Linked DNA regions of Mus musculus: region 2 is linked to region 1. A link is a loop called in an ENCODE intact Hi-C map of the cell type or tissue named here. Cell type or tissue: left cerebral cortex. All regions are shown on one strand.

Region 1 (8,000 bases):
GAACCAGACTCTTTTACCTGAATGAGGAGATCGGTAGCGGAAATCCTCTTTGGTCAGCAGCAGGAGGGCCTTGCCATTCATTTCGAACTTGTTGCTCTCAATGGGCCTTAAAGAAAACTCATTTTCTGCCCACTTGAGCCACTGGGCTACGTCATCTCTGCTCCAGTAAATCGGCTGCAAACCTGTTGGACAACACAGGACAGAGAGAAAAGATCTTGTCAGCTGCACAGTTGGAACAAAGGGGGAAAGGTCGCAGAATAATTAACAGAACGGAGTCTCTCTGTCTCAAGAGCGCTTGGGTTGAGTCCCAAGGCCCGGCCAGGTTTGTAAGTACTTAAGTGTGGAGTCACATGAACTTTTTACTTAGAGGTAAAGTGAGGGGAACCCCCTTTCCATGTGTTTCAGGGGACGATAGGTCTGAGGCTGTATTACTTTCAGGTTGGCTCAAAAGTGGCCCTGGGGGGTGGGGGGTGGGGTGGTATGCAAGGAGGCCTGGAAGCATGACAAGTCTCAATGCATTTAGCTGGAGACTCAGAGCTTTGAAATGGGAGTGTTCCAGAGCTGACCTTGTCCCTCCCCAGAGCTGCCAAATGATGAAGGTCTTGAAACTTTTTCCAGGAAGAGACATTTACTCAGCCTCTGGGAAGTGGCAGGCTAGCCTCTGGCAAAGGCAAGGCCAGGGTAACACACAAAGTCCTTTCCTTCCTATCTGTCTTGCAGATGGACTCAAAGTGGGCCACACAGTGGCTCAGGCTGGGACTCTAAGAGGCAGGTCGTCTGTATGTTTATTTAACTTTGGTGCTGTGGGCAATTCTGATACATCCTTCAAGTGATTAGGACAATTGTTCTCAAAGTGTGATCATGGGACCCAGAGAGTTCCCAAGACCTTTGCATGTTATCTACAGCAAAGACTCTTTGATAACAATAGTAACATTTTTTTCTTTTACTCTTATTCTTTCATGAGCACATACAGAATGTTCTAGAAGTTACAGACCTGTGCTATCACAACACTCGGAATACAGAAACAGAGATGTGAATCCAGGCATCTTCTATTAACCTGGATATTGAAGAGGTTTGTAGAAGCATATAGAACTGTTGTTTGCACATGTCTTTTGAAAAATATACTTTAGATAATATATTAATATATGCTTGGCTGGTTTGTCAATAAGTTAGCAAATACTTTTAAAAGTCCTTTATAGTATGCTCAGTATTGTTATAAGTTGTTGCACGTAGCTATGAGCAAAAGCTCTTTGGGAGGAGGGCAGTCTTTGATGATTATTTACAACTTGAATCCTGACAGGGAGTCTGTCAGGTTTTATCCTCGGAAGTCACAGAATCAAGAGTTCAGAGAGAGAGCTCCGTGAGACCAGTGTTTGCACACTGGGGCTTCAGTCTCTGCAGGTGAACTACTTGAACTTTGGAGGATATGTGGTACATGTCTTTCAAATGTGCTCTTCAGCTCAATTCTGGAAGAAACTGCTTTTTGAACTATATGATCACCAGGATAGGCTGCTGAGAGGGGGGAAACGATTGGCTCAGATCCCAGGGAGACCACGCCAGGCTGTGAACATGATTGCAGAGCCTTCTAACAGGCTCTAGTGCAGAAAACGGTTTTGAAGAGCCGAAGTCAGTTTCTTCTAAGTCCAAGGAAGATTCCTCACAGCCAGTTAATTGGCTGGGCCAGGTAGATAACACAGCTACTTCGACAATAATGCAAGGTAATGCATGGGCCTCCTGGGCTACGTAGTGAGTTCCAGGCCAGCCTGGCAACCTAGTGAGATGCCATCTCAAGTCAAATGAGGCCTGATGATATTGCTCAGTGGTAGCATACGTGAGGTCCCAAGTTCAACCTCACTTCCATGAAACCAAAACCAACCAAGCCAATTCAAACCCTAAGCATTTGAGTGTGTTTTCCTGTTTTACATCTAATGGCAATGTCTTTTTCATACATAATCAAACAAGTGACTGTAGTATGTGACCACTTTATAACCTTTAGAAGGGAACTGGACCACTAAAGGATTTGAGGTTCTATGTTTGGGTTGTTACTGGCAATGCCCATTCAAAATGGTTTATGGACACAGAAAGTGCCTGCCTGTTCCTAGTGGAGTGTGAATGGTGGCAGGCTATCCTGGGAAGACCTTCGGCTATTTCCTACTCTCAACAGTGTCCACTTGGACAAGAACAGCATACCAAATTGTGATTTAAGATGTTACTGGGTAAGTGGGAGGATGATTCTATCAAGGATGGGTAGAGGTTCCAATCCGGCTGGCCACAGGAAAGCACCTAGTGGCCAGAGGGCTTGAGCAGAGAGCTTCTGGGTAACGCAGGGAAGTAAGTGGATGGGGCCAGCTTGCTGAGGTGTCAAAGTAAATACAGAACTGAAGCCTGCCTAAGAGGGGAAACGAAAGTTAGAAAGTTAAATGCTGACGTTTCTACCGAGGACAAACTAAAGCAGAGAGGTGGGTGACAAGGGGGCGGGGGACACAAACAGTAATTTGAGGTTCTTTATGTTCGATGGAAGAAAACCGTCATGAGTAATCTTTTCCCTAAATACAAGAAGAGTCACACACTCCCAACAACACTGCTGGGTAAGAATAACAGTTTCTCTTCTCACTTCCCATTAATCTCTCCCACAGCTCAGCCTTGAAGCAACCAAGGCCACAGCACCGTGGAAACCCCCTTACCAGGAGCCCACAAGGAGGCTCCCGGCACGTGTACAGCTGGGCGGCAGGTTACAGAGAGCACTTGGCAGCTAACCAACAGTGACCCTGACGCTGCAAGCTACCTGCTCCAGGACACTCAGTAAATCGATCAGCTTGACTGCACTTCCATTAGCCTATGGAGAAGGTGGGCAGCTCACTGAGCCAGAGAGAGGCTGGCTACATTGCGGGTGCTGCATGTCAAATCCCTCAGCTATTTCTTTTTTAATTCAACGGTGTAAAAGGGCTGGGACATAGCATATGCTTTGGAATTCTAACTGAGAAAAAAAGAGCCTACTTCCTTCAAGGGCCCTAAAGCCCCTATGTTGAGGAATGGAACAGAGCAGGTACCTGGAGGTAACGCTGAGGTGATGGAGATAATTTAATTGACTAAACAGTCATTTATGAAGCACTTCTCTGCACTTAGTGCTGTTCAGAGCATTTCAGAAGCATCAGTTCATTTAACTGCATGCTCGTATAACATTTGAGATGGAAGTGCACGTTAGAAGATGGAGGAGACCTGATGCGTCCCAGGGAAGTACCCCACACTTGTACGGTGAGAGCAACAAGTAGAGCTGAGATCTGAATCCAGGCAATCCGATGCCAGATTCTGTTTTCTTACCCAGGCACTTTCCATCCACACTCAGAATTAAGACTGGCTTTCAAAAAGACGGAGGAAACCAACTCCTTCCCACCCAACACTGAGATCCTTGGCCCAGGCAAGTTATCAGCAGATTGAAGATAGGAAAAAAAATCTGCAGATCTCAGGGAGACAGATTTATGGCTAGGAAGAGGAGGGAGGGGCAGGTGGAACGATACTTTGCATGTGTCTGGGAAGAAAGCGCTGCTTTCACAGGCTGCTCAGCGACACTTGCTCTTGACTCTCTGCCCAACTCCCAGCTGTGGGTGGGTCCAAGGCTGCTGAGAGGGGAGGGATGTGTAGGATTTGTTTCGTTGTCAGTTCTGGCAATTTGACTCAACAAAGAAAGAATATATATGTTAATGATTAGGAAGAAGAGAAGGATGGGAAGAGAGGAAGGGAGAGAGGGGGAGATGGGAGGGAGACAGAGAGAGCTCCTTATGATATTATTAGCCTCTGTGTGCCAATGTGTCATGAGAACCATTTAACTATGACCAGCGTTCATCACGGTGAGAATTTTGTATGGAGGAACTGAATTGCTATGAATGAGAAAATCACTAAGACCCCCACTCCCTTCTTTCCTCAGAGGCGAGATCAAGTTCATGGGCTCACACATAACCTTCAGTGATACATCCAGACTCTTAAATTCTCATAATTTCTTCAATTCCACGTTCAAATTGGCCACCACATTCATCAGGTCATCCTAACCTCATGCCCAACTTTCTGAGTTATGCATAAACTAATGAGAAAGCTGACCAGGAGTCAGGGGCCGGGATTTCCTTCCTACATAAGCTGCTAATGAGCGTGGGATTCTAGGCAACCCACTTCATTTCTCTGTTGCTCAATGGCTCCATCTGTAAAATATGGGGCTGAAGAGTATGTGATCAACAAGTTCCTGCATGGCTTAACATAGCCAGCACGCACTACTGAATTTGAACCTCAACTACCAAACAATACAGACAGCCAGGATGCTATTTCTTTTGCTATAAAACTACTCCACACTCGTGATCAAGATCTTAAGATTCTGTAGCTTTTCGAAGGCTCTTCTGAGTCATGGAAGGGAGATTAGTGTTATGTTCTAATTCTTTGCAAAGTTGTCAGCCAGCCATGGCAATGCTAAACCTAACAGCTTGCCCCTTTAAAAAAGCCCTTAACTGCTTTTTGTGTGTCTCCTAACTCACAGGAGCCCTGCAGTTGGCTGGGTTCTCATTTCAGTTTAATTGAAATTGAATGATCTGAGTTGGTAGACATTGTTTGAGCATTATTATGCTCAAGTTCCTTTAATTTGTGCGTGTGTGTGTGTGTGTGTGTGTGTGTGTGTGTGTGTGGTGTTTGCACTGGAACTCATACAAATTCAAGTGTTCTATTACTGAGCCAAACCCTAACTCCCAACTCAAGGCTTCTCAACACTTTAGCCATTGGTGAAAATATCCTTCCATGTTAAACTCTTCATATTTACAAGAACTTGCTCTGGACCCCATGCACTGGAAGGCAGAGTCCAGAATGTGAGAGGCAGACGCCACAGCAATGCTCTGATTCAACCCTGGTCCCCATAACTTATTAGGAAACCAAGGCCTGGAAAAGCTAAGCCATACCACGCCTGGTCAACCTACACCAGAGATCCATGTGACCTCATCTCCTGACTCAATGACAGCAACTTTATGACCCTTGACCCAGTCATGTCTAGTGACTAGTTCCTTGATTGCTTGGCTATCCTGCCTTAAAACAAGCAGCCCGTATCTACAGTTTGCAGATCTCTCCGCATCTCTGTCCCGTACTATCTGTACTATCTGACAACACAGGAGCATGACTCAAGTTTTCCCCTGCCAGGGCAATGAGGCGGACAGGCAGTGAACACTTAAATCAAACCAAATCACAATGATGACTATGGCTCTTGCTCTAACAGGTGAGATCATTCCGGCCCACAGAACTGGAAGAGGTAATGCTTGTGCTGTTGGCTCCTTCATCCACTTAGGGATTCCACATCTGCAATACTAATTCTCAAATAGATTAATAATAGCAGCAAACACAAGCACTTACTGCAGGTCAGGAGACGCTGTATATATGCCATCCCCATAATTCTCTTAACCCCCTAAGACAATAATGAGCAGTGCAGCACAGAGAAGTTCAGTGACTGGATAAAGTCACATAGTCAGAAAATGGAACCAAGTGGTCTGATCTGATACAACCAAAGCTCACAATTATTATACACACCTGCCTCTCTCTATGCGACCGTTTCGTACTTTGGTAGAAGAGAAAGGTACATTAACAATTTAATAAAACTTGCATGGTGATGTTGTAGCTCTCAGCACCAGTGTGGAACTTGTATTTTCTACCTGTGTGACCTTGTGCAAGTTACTTAGCCTCTCTGTCTCTATTTGGCCTGACTGAAAAACATGGAAAATTTTCCAGCTGCAAAGCACCAGAGTCACATATGGCATGTTTATAACTTTTTTAGCAACATGAAAAACCAATGCTTGGTACTGAGAAAGCATTTCCTAAGAACTCGCCCCTGTGTTCTATGCTGACATTAATGGTGACACCTTTGCTTGCACATAGAAACCTGGTATTAGGAATAATCCCACTGTAAGAATGTCAATTTCATCACTCTTGCGTGCTGCACGCCACCCAGATAAGGATCTCTTTCTACTATCATCCCTATTACAAAGCTTTGATGGGCATCCATCATCCCATGGGTCAGTGAAAGCGCCAACCAGGTGAGGCCTGAGAAGCTAGCATCTGGTGACACACTAGGCCCCCTCCAATTAATTTCTTAGCTATTAACCCATCTACACACTCATCAATAAGATGGAATGCTTTTCCAAAGCTCAGAAATATAGCGAGTATAAAACTTTCAGCAACTTTACTGAGGACTGGTGTCTGGCCCCATGGGGATAACTTGCTCCTGAGTGTTCACACAGGTCTGACAGTCTGTCCTGAACGGTACTCAGGGTCCCAACCAGCCTCACTGTTTTGGTTTGTGTACACACTTTTCCTCCCCATCTACTCCTCATGTCAGATCAGCTCGGCTTGTGTCTCTTCCTCTTCCCACTGCTTCAAGGAAAACTGTTGGGATAACTGATCTTTCTGTAGAGTTCTCTGGCTTGACATGAGTCTGCTCTGCATAGAACTCTGCTTTGCTCTCCCAACGAGCCTACCCATCTTGAATGCTCTGAATGATGGTCATCCCCCTGGATGGATGAGAGGGAAGGGTCAGGGGTCAATAGTACTGTTTTCTCTTTGCCTGTGTTGCTGTTACCATGTAAGTCGTAGCAGGCCAGTAACAGGTTTTTCCCAAAGTCCCCAACTTTGTCCATTGCTGTCTGAAGTTACCTGCCGCTCACCTTGTCTTAATATTTTATACCTATGTCATTTCTTCTTGATTGTTTTTCTTTTCAGAGACTTGTTTTATTACCCACTACACGGCTTTTTAAAAGTCGGAGCTCATTAGACCTATACAAGATTGCGGAGGAGAAGCTGGCATACCATGCTGGCACACAACTCGGTGATATTTTAAGAGCTTGATGAATGTCAACTTCTGAGAATCTACCTTAGAGAAATGGCTATGAATGCAGAAAAATTCATGCACAAAGATGTTAGTTTTTTTAATATCAAGTGTTATTTTTAATAGTAGAAAACAGAACATTAAAAAGAGAGCAGTCATTTACTGACAACATTTGTGATAAAGTGATGCAATTGATAACAGTATTCAGAAAGAATACACATTCATACGGAAAACTAGAATAGTGTATATACTCACAGACTCTCAAATAATGCACAGATGTTTTATAGAAATATTAATAGCAACTGTCACTTAGTAGTAGAATTATAGGTGACATTTACTGTCTCTTTTACTTTTTGTATTAAGTATTATTCTCTGAATAGGGCACAGTCCTACTAAATTGCTCAGGCTGGTTTTGAACTCCAAATCTTCCTGCTACAGCCTCCCGAGCAGCTAGGATTACAGGCGTGCACCAGCATGCTCCAGTGGCGTTATTACATCTACATAAGATGTAATGTTCTGTAGAAGTTTAGAAGCTGGTTGAGGTGGTTCAGTCCTGGATCCTAGTATGCAGGAGGTGAAGACAGAAGAATGAGAAGTTCATGGCTAGCCTGAGCTTTATTCGATACAAAAAGAGAAAAGGAAAGGAAAGAAAAGAAAGAAAATAAAAAAGAAAAGTTGCGCTCAGTAGGGACCATTCCCTCTACAGCTGTATCTGATGATTTGGGTTTTGTTTTCCCATCCTTTTAGCATCTGTTAGCCATGTGCAACTACTAAGTCAGAGTCTCAGTTTTGAGTGCACTCCAGTTTTCCTGAGCTGTGTTGTAGCATTTTGATTCAGGGGGTTCTAGGGAGTTTCTCTCTGAAGTTTAAAAGTTTCTAGTTACATCAAGAAAATACCTCTAGTTTGTCTTATATCCGTGATTCTAAGTTCATGCTTCCATCCCCAGCAGAAGTCCCCATCACTTCTACTTTGCCAGCCAATTTCTGTCAGACTTGCATCAAAGGACAGAGCCTCCCTCGGTCTCTTCTACCTTTGGAAAGATAAAACTTCCAACTATCCGGTACATGTGCTAAGAGTAAAATGTACATACATGTAATGGTGTGTGTGTGTGTGTGTGTGTGTGTGTATGTGACACTTCTCAGCGGTGTTTACATA
Region 2 (8,000 bases), 100 kb before region 1:
GTGAGCGAACAGAGGTCTAAACAAGGTACTGGCTTCTATGATAAGGAGCCTTGATGGAGGCTAAGTTTAGAGACTGAACAGTCATCTTTAATTCCGAGGAGATGTCTTTGGGGAGAATTGAAAAAACATCTGTTTTTCTGGATTACTCTCCATGGTGTGTTGTTTGTTTGTTAGTCTGTTTGTTTGTTTATATTTTGTTTGTGTTTGTTTTGCATTTGGAGAACAAGAGATGCAGGTACAGCACAGAGAAGAATGCAGTCTTCTGCGAGAGGCCATCCTCTGCTGGCCAGATGTGTCTCAACCTTCTGGACTAAAGGAAGGAAGGAGGGAAGGAAGGAAGAAAGAAAGCCTAGCCTTCAAAAAAGAACAATAAGCATTAATGGGTGGATACTGGGGACTTAGCTAGAGTGGGGATGCAAGTCTCCTGGGAAACTGTAATTAATCAGGGTCCTGTCTGGGCCCTCCTTACTGAAGTCACATCACGAGTGTGAGAAGGACGGGAATCTGTGTGGGCAGGGACATCCAACTGAGTTTGGGAGAACCTGATATAAGGAAGGACTCAGTTATTTTTAGACAAATAGGGTTTTCTGGCTTTTTTTTTTTTTTAGCTTAGTGATTCAAGGCAAAAAACTTAAAATAAAATAAAAACTCCCATGTCAGAGTATTTCTGTGACAGAGAGGAACCCACTTCTGAGGTTCAGCTTCTTCCTGCACAGAGCTCCCAGTGCAGGGATGGGGCTGCTATACTGCCACCAACTCAGTCGTCTCTGCTTATAATATTTCACTCCAGCCCCATCAGGGGAGCCTGTAAGCACACTTGAAGGTTTCTTTGTTTTCGTGAAGCCTGGTTTTCTCATAGCCTGGTTCAATTTTGAACTCAGCTCTGGTTTAAAATCGTTTTTCTTTCTGGTTGTGAACTCCACAAAAAGCATGGCCTAGAATTTACCTTCTTATATGCCGTTGTCATTTGTAAGAGAGGAACAGCTTAACAAAGGTTTGGTAAACTACAGAGGGAGGGAAGAGGACATGCAGGGAGGAAAGAGGAAAAGACTGAGAGAAATAACAAGGGAAGGGAGGGAGGGAGAGAGAGGGAGGGAGGGAGGGAGGGAGGGAGGGAGGGAGGGAGGGAGGGAGGGAGGGAGGGAGGAAGAACAAAAGAAAGTGGATCTCTTTCTCTTTTCCTCCTCTCCCTCCCTTTTCTCCTCCCTTTTCTTCTTCTGAGCATGGTTTCATCTCGCCAAGGATGACTTTGAATTCACTGTGCAGACTTGGTTAGCCTTGTCTTCCTGCTTCCAACAGCCAAGTGTTAGGCTTTACAAATGTGCACCATTGCCCAGCAAGCATGCTTCATTTCTTGCGTGTGAAGGGCCGACTACAGAGACAGCAGCACTCTTACTACTCTGAGAGAAGGCTGAGGGTGGCCTGTGAAATTGGAAAGCATAGATAGAGGATCTCACCACTGAGTGCCAGGCTAGCAGAATGGAGGAGAGTCAGATGGGGTTCAAGGGAAAGGATTTATCCCCACCTGTAACGGTTTGTGTATGCTCGGCCCAGGAGGTGTGGCCTTGTTGGAGTAGGTGTGTCACTGTGGGTGTGGGTTTAAGACCCTCATCCTAGCTGCCTGGAAGCCACAGTATTCTCCTAGCAGCCTTCAGATGAAGATGTAGAACTCTCAGCTCCTCCTGCATCATGCCTGCCCAGATGTTGCCATGTTCCTGCCTTGATGACAATGGACTGAACCTCTGAACCTGTAAGCCAGCCCCAATTAGATGTTGTCCTCGTAAGAGTTGCCTTGGTCATGGTGTCTGTTCACCAAAGTAAAACCCTAACTAAGACAACACTTATCACCTGCTCTCAAAGGAAGTGGCCTGTCCTCTTTAAATCTAAAAATGTTGTCAGCATGAAGTAATGGAGAGAGTGTTATAAATGTCCCTGTGTTGGGTGAACATCAGGTATCCCCCAGAGCATCTTTTCCCTTTCCCATTGTTTGTAAAAATCCTGTGGTTGGGTGAGACTCCCAAGGGCTGACGTCTCCAAGCTTCAGCCCCTCTTGGTCTAAGTGGCACCAGTGAGAGCAGGTTGTTCCCTAGCACCAGGAACTCTGACCACACAGTTTCCTTGGATACAGCTCCATAACTGGCATATCCCAGGTCTGTCTGGCTCTGCGGGTTTGGGTTCAGAGAAGTTTTCTGACAATTCATTCTCAACCTTGAACACAGTGCTGGTTTGCAAGGGTCCAGCTTATTGTTAATGTGATTGGGTTTAGAATCACCCAGATGACACTTCTGAGGTATCTAGGAAGGCATTTCCAGAGAGATAATTGAGGCAGGAAGGCACACGCTGAACATAGGCAGCATCGTTCCATTTGATGGGAGCTCAGATAGAGAAAAGAGATTAAAGAGGAGAAACCTGACGGTGCTGGAATTCCCTTGTCTCTGCTTCAAGGGCCTGAGAATTGCTGTGCTCTGCCAGGCTTTCTCCTTTGTCTTAGCTACTGTTGCTATCATGAAACACCACAACTGCAGCAACTTGGAGAGGGAAGGGTTTATTTGGCTTACACTTCAAAATTTTAATCATCACTGAAGGAAGTTGGGGGAAGGAACTTGAACAGGGCAGGAACCTGGAGGTAGAAACTGAGGCAGAGGTCATGGAGGGGTGCTGCTTACTGGCTTGCTCAGCCTTTGTTCTAATAGAACCCCAAATCACAGCCGAGGAAGAGCACCATCCTCAAAGGGCTGCGCCTTCCCCCATAATTATTAATTTAAAAAATGCCATCCAGGTCTGCCTATAGCCAGATTTTATGGAAGGATTTTCTTAACTAAGACTCCCTTCTCTTTGGCGACTCTAGCTTGTGTCAAATTGACATAAACTAGCCAGCACATCTTCTATTGAACTTTTTTTTCTTTTTGGTCACAATGATGAGAAAAGTAATTAAATAAGAAATTGGTATCAAAGTATTTGCTCATTCTAAATCTGGTTATTAAGCCTTTGGAACTGTTTGGTGGGAAGACTTTGGTGAAGCCAGAAACAAAAAGCTGAAAGTGTTGTAAGTAGAACTTACTGGATGACAATTGAAGAAGACCAGACTAGCACCAAACAGGGAAGGCCCAGCTCCTGGGTTTCAGGTGTGAATCAGGATCCCATTGAGAACCAGATGACTGGCCAGTTGTGTCATATCTTGGCAAGGAATTTGGCTACATTTTGTCTGTGCTATGAAACTTCATAGACGGTGAACTAACAGACTAGCTTTCTGGAGAAAGTTTCACGGCATTGTAACAACTAGAATATGGCTTGGTTTTGCGGACATGTTTAGCAAGATTTACAGGAACCAAAAGTAGATCTGAAAGACTTGAAAAACATACACTGCAGAGCCATGGAGGCTTCTACCTAGCCTTCAAAGGGAGATCTGTGAGGCCAGGTCAGGATCTCTTCGGTCAGCCCACCAGAGGGCAACGCTTGAAGCTGTGAGGGTGAAGCCTTAGCTGCAGTAGAAACACAAGGACATTAATGACACCAGAACATGCAATTTCTGCAAACTTCAGACAACAAAACTTGCCAGCTTAGGAGAGAGACCATATGGGCTCCAGTCAGCACTAGAGGGGGCCTGCCAAAACTCTTTGGTGTTCATATTATGCCAGTGCATACTTTGGATGCTGCAGAGGGAGCTATGGGATTTGTGTTCGCCATGCCTGGTTTGGGTCTCTCTTTGGTCACATCCATCTTTTTTATGATCCCGATCTTATCTTTTGTAATAGAGTTGCTCATGCTGTACCGTTAGCTGTTGAAAGGGTGTGGCTTTCCTTTTGGTTTTTCAGTGGCTCACAGTTAGGAATTGCCTCCAGTCTCAAAAGAGACTTCAGAGTTAGACTTGAACAGCGTTGGCATTACTAAGATGTGAGGACTCTCAGAGCTTAGCTAAATGCATTTGGGATGAGATGGCCACAGGATGAGCAGTGAGATATCATAATTTGATTATAAAATGCCTCTTATGGGCTTGTGGCTTGCATGCTTGGTCCCCATTGATGGTACTATTTTGGGAAATTGTACAAATGTTAGGAGGTGGCCTTGCCAGAGGAACTGGGTATTTGAAAGAATCTTGTCCCTGGCTCTTTCCTGTCCCCCACCCCCACTCCACTGTCTGCTTTGTACCCTTCATGATGTGAACGCTGTGCTCTGCCATGCTCTCTCCACTATTATAGACCGACATTTCTGACACCGAGGGCCCAAATGACTCCTTTCTCCTTCAGGTTGTTCCTGTCATGGATTTTTATCATAGTGTTGAGAGGAGCGACTCTCATGAGCTAACACAATGACATCACATTGGGTTGCTTACAGTTTGGAGGTTTTATTTCTCACAGCTCTGAAGACTACGTCAAGTTGTCAATGGACTCATCATGGTGAGGGATCCTGTCTTGTTTTACAGAGGGTTGCCTGAAAACCAAGATCAGGGTCAATGGCCTTTCCTTTGTGGCATGTTGTCTCTTCTTCCTCATATAAGGAGCTGATCTTAGCAGTTTAGGTCCCACCATTCTGACCTCATTTGCTGTTAATTGTCTCCACAAAGGCATTGTCTCCAAACATGGTTTGGTTTTGGAACTTCAGCATATCAGTGCATGGAGACAGTTCAATCCAAATTCCTTGGTTGGTTCTCTTTATAAGAAGAGGAGGAGGAGGAGGAGGAGGAGGAGGAGGAGGAGGAGGAGGAGGAGGAGGGAGAGTTAGTTGGATGAGTGAGAACCTAATACACTCAACGGGCTGTGTTTTGGGGGAGGGAAGCATGATGAAAACACGGGAGTCCTTGGGATTGTCCTTGTGACCCCTGATCTCTAGTCGGTGAAGTTCCATGGGCTGACATTGTTTTCTGCCAGACCTCAGAGTAAGAAAGTGAGTCAACTTGGGCTACTGTGGCTAGATCTCCCGTCAGTCCATCCTTCCAGTTCTGTGGCTGCCTTGTGGACAGTGCTGCATTATAAATCTGCCTGTCTGTCAGCGCTCTAAGGAGGTGAGAATGTCCTCATTTTGGTCAAATCATGCTGTCCAGTAAAATGTTATAAGAAAGCCCAGTTCTGTGTCTGTCTCTCTGTGTACACCCATCTCCCACCCCGGGGTGTGTGTGTGTGTGTGTGTGTGTGTGTGTGTGTGTGTGTGTATGTTCATATGCATACATGTGAAAGTACATGAGGAACATGTTGCAGGATCCAGCATACATTCACCGCCGTCATTAGACACGTGTGCAGAAGGTCAGGGGCTGACAGTGGCTGTTTTCATCAGTTTCTGTCTTTGTAACATTTTGAGACAGGGTTTCTCTCTGAACCTGGACAGATTCCTCTAGACAGACTGGTTGGAAAACCCAAGGAATTCTCCTGTGCTTGCTTCCCAGGGTGGAGAGTGTAGGTGGGTGCTATCACATGGGTTGTGAGGTACTTGGTTTGCTACATGGGTATGAAGAGCACTTTAATGATTGAGACGTCTCCCCAACCCCAAGCCCAGTTCCCCTGAATGTGAGTTCCTCAACTCTTGTCCTCTAATTACAAAATTATATATATTTAAAGTCAGTATCCATACTGGAGATGGAAAAACCTGAAAAATGCTACTCTGCTGAACAGAGCTACAGAGAACACCTCTAATTCCTTCTCACAAGACTACTTTTGAGTTCTCAACTAATGGGTTTCATTATGGCATTCTCTCTCTCTCTCTCTCTCTCTCTCTCTCTCTCTCTCTCACACACACACACACACACATACCATCTATAGTTCTAACTCATCTCATTCCCCTCGATTCTTGTGTTTTAGTTTGCACCCTACGTACCAATTGTCGTCCCTTCTATCCCCCTACCCTGCTCACATTATTTTCTTTAACACACTTTCTATCTTCTAACATTTCTCAAATTCACCCTTAATCATTTACTTATTTTCGTTTTACTTAGGATCTAGCTGTGCATCCCAGCCTGGCTCTGATATCACCATCTCCTTGCCTGCACCTTCTGAGTGCTGGGATCACAAGTACTTGTTGCTGCACCTGACTGTAAGAGTCCTTCGGCAGTGCTTTGGGGGAGGGGGCGATACTGTGTTAAGAGTCTCAATGTTACTGGGTTGAGGAAGGAATGAGTTATTTAAGTCAGAAGAAACGACCTTTGGATGCAGTGGAGGAGGACTGATGAAGCACCTGGTGTCTGCATGGAGCAGCGGCTTCACACATTCTACCACTTTAGTTCACTGAAGCTATGTAGGGAGACAAAGATGGCAGTGGTGAAGGTTTGCTGGATCACGTCGGGTGGAATGCTGGGGGCTTTTCGCTCTTTGTCTTCCCATAATTCCCGTGACACCTCTAAACACCGCTGGGCTCATTTTACAGTGAAGTCACTGAGGTCCAGCTGTGCCACGGTGGAGTCTTTCCGTGCTACCAAGAGAGCTGAGTTATTATGGAACCAAACAGAAGCAAGCATCCAACCAACCAAACCCCCGGAGCAAGGTTTCATGATAAATCCAAGAGTCCAGCTGAAGTCTGCCTCACTCCCCGGCCCACGTTCACACTGCCAGGCTTAAGAAAAGAACATTCTTACAATTAGACTTGGCCGGGGACGGAACGGCAACGACGGCCATGTGCTCTCTTCTCCGTTCTGAGCCGGATCCAGCAGAGGCTGGGTGGCCATCTGTTGGAAGAGCTGCAGGAGTGAGATCGATTTAGACAAACTTCAGCATCTCTTTCCAACAGTAAGATTCTCATGATACTTGACAGGCTGTCCTGTGGGAAAGGTGTTCCGTAGAGGAGCAGTTCTCAGACTTCTTTCATCATTTCAAGGGCAAACGGGCAGAGACTCGGGAGTTCCGAGGGCGAGCTGGCAGTGGCTGCCTGAAGCAAAACTTGAGGCGCAGTCTGACAGAGAAAGCATTTGAACTTTTTATCACACATTCACACATGCTTCTTTGTTTTAATAAAAATATTTTAAATTAGAAAGGTTTTCTAATTTTGAGATTTATTCCCTTTTGTGTTATATTGTGGGTGTTTTCCTGATTCTATGTCTGTGCACACGTGTATACAGCACTCTCAGAGGTCAGAAGAGGGTGTTGGATCCCAAGAGCTGGAGCTACACATGTGAGCTGCCTGTGGCTCCTAGGAATTGAACCCAGATCTCTGGAAGAGCGGTCAATGCGTTAAGCCATTTCTTCAGCTTCTAGAAAGTGTTTTTTAAACACTAAATATACAATACAGTATTTAAATTCCACCCACCTAATAATTTAATTTATCAGAAAATCATTGCATATTTATTTTACAGGTTAAAAGATCCCTAGTATATCACCATGAAAATGAGACCCTGCAATGAAAGGTTAAAAAATCTGGTACTAAGTCCAATGGCAGAAGGTGGACCAGGAGTCGCTCCCATGCCAGAAGGGCCTGAATAAGACCCCAGTTGTCAGAAGTGGTCAGGGCCTCTTGAGTGGAAGAAAGTGCTACTACTGAACATATTCCAGGAAGAGATGGGTCACACAGGTCTGGGGATGACAGCCGAGTGTTCTGCTCTGGGGATTCTGTGGTCAGAGCAAATCCATGGCCATAATTAAAGGAACAGACTAAAGCCATGTTCTCCACACTTGAAGAGGACTCAGTGATTTGCAAGGAAATTTATCAGAGTATTAATGGACATCCTGGTCCTGGGTGTATGCCCACCCAGTTTTTAGGTACCATATCATCTTCAATCCCATTTTCCAGATAAATAAACAGAGACACATTAGCTAAATGGACTCATATCTCAAAGCTGTTAAGAGCAGACCTGGGTTTTGAATGGAGACCAGAACAATTCTGAACTGTCCTTTTGATGCGCTTCTTGCTTTCTGTGTCTCCCCCACCACACAGTGCCATCTTGGTCCCTTGATCAAACCTGGAAGGAGACCTGTCGAGATGGAGAGAACTGCCTTGGTGGTAAGGTTAGACCCACTGGCTGCTGCCCCATTGACTGGTAAGTTTTGGTGAGCCACCTGCCTTCTTTCCTTTGAGGTTTG

What was found. A loop is a pair of places that touch in the nucleus more often than their neighbours do. Peaks named below come from ENCODE experiments on the same cell type or tissue, not always from the same donor. Only the 100,000 strongest peaks of a DNase experiment are listed, where the experiment ranks them.
Region 2: it touches region 1 in a loop (2.3-fold over the local background); 2 of 42 quality-filtered maps call a loop at or near these places.

Annotation. Positions count from the first base shown.
Region 1 is chr6:134,215,047-134,223,046 of GRCm38, reverse strand. Etv6 (ets variant 6) reads right to left here. Exons shown (of 8, transcript NM_007961.4): 3 at 18-182. It overlaps Gm38908 (a long non-coding RNA gene), which reads left to right and starts at 178. Exons shown (of 3, transcript XR_869493.3): 1 at 178-1,072; 2 at 2,637-2,847; 3 at 3,326-8,000. In left cerebral cortex, no CTCF peak of the experiment used is centred here; DNase peaks (open chromatin) are centred at 2,508, 3,502, 4,312 and 6,818; H3K27ac peaks cover 1,696 bases.
Region 2 is chr6:134,316,185-134,324,184 of GRCm38, reverse strand. 4933406J09Rik (RIKEN cDNA 4933406J09 gene) reads left to right here. Exons shown (of 9, transcript NR_153848.1): 4 at 4,248-4,397; 5 at 4,869-5,002; 6 at 5,927-6,024; 7 at 7,855-7,957. Among named protein-coding and RNA genes, the nearest start is that of Gm17089, 71 kb to the right of the region's middle. In left cerebral cortex, a CTCF peak has its summit at 3,541; DNase peaks (open chromatin) are centred at 737, 3,597 and 6,584.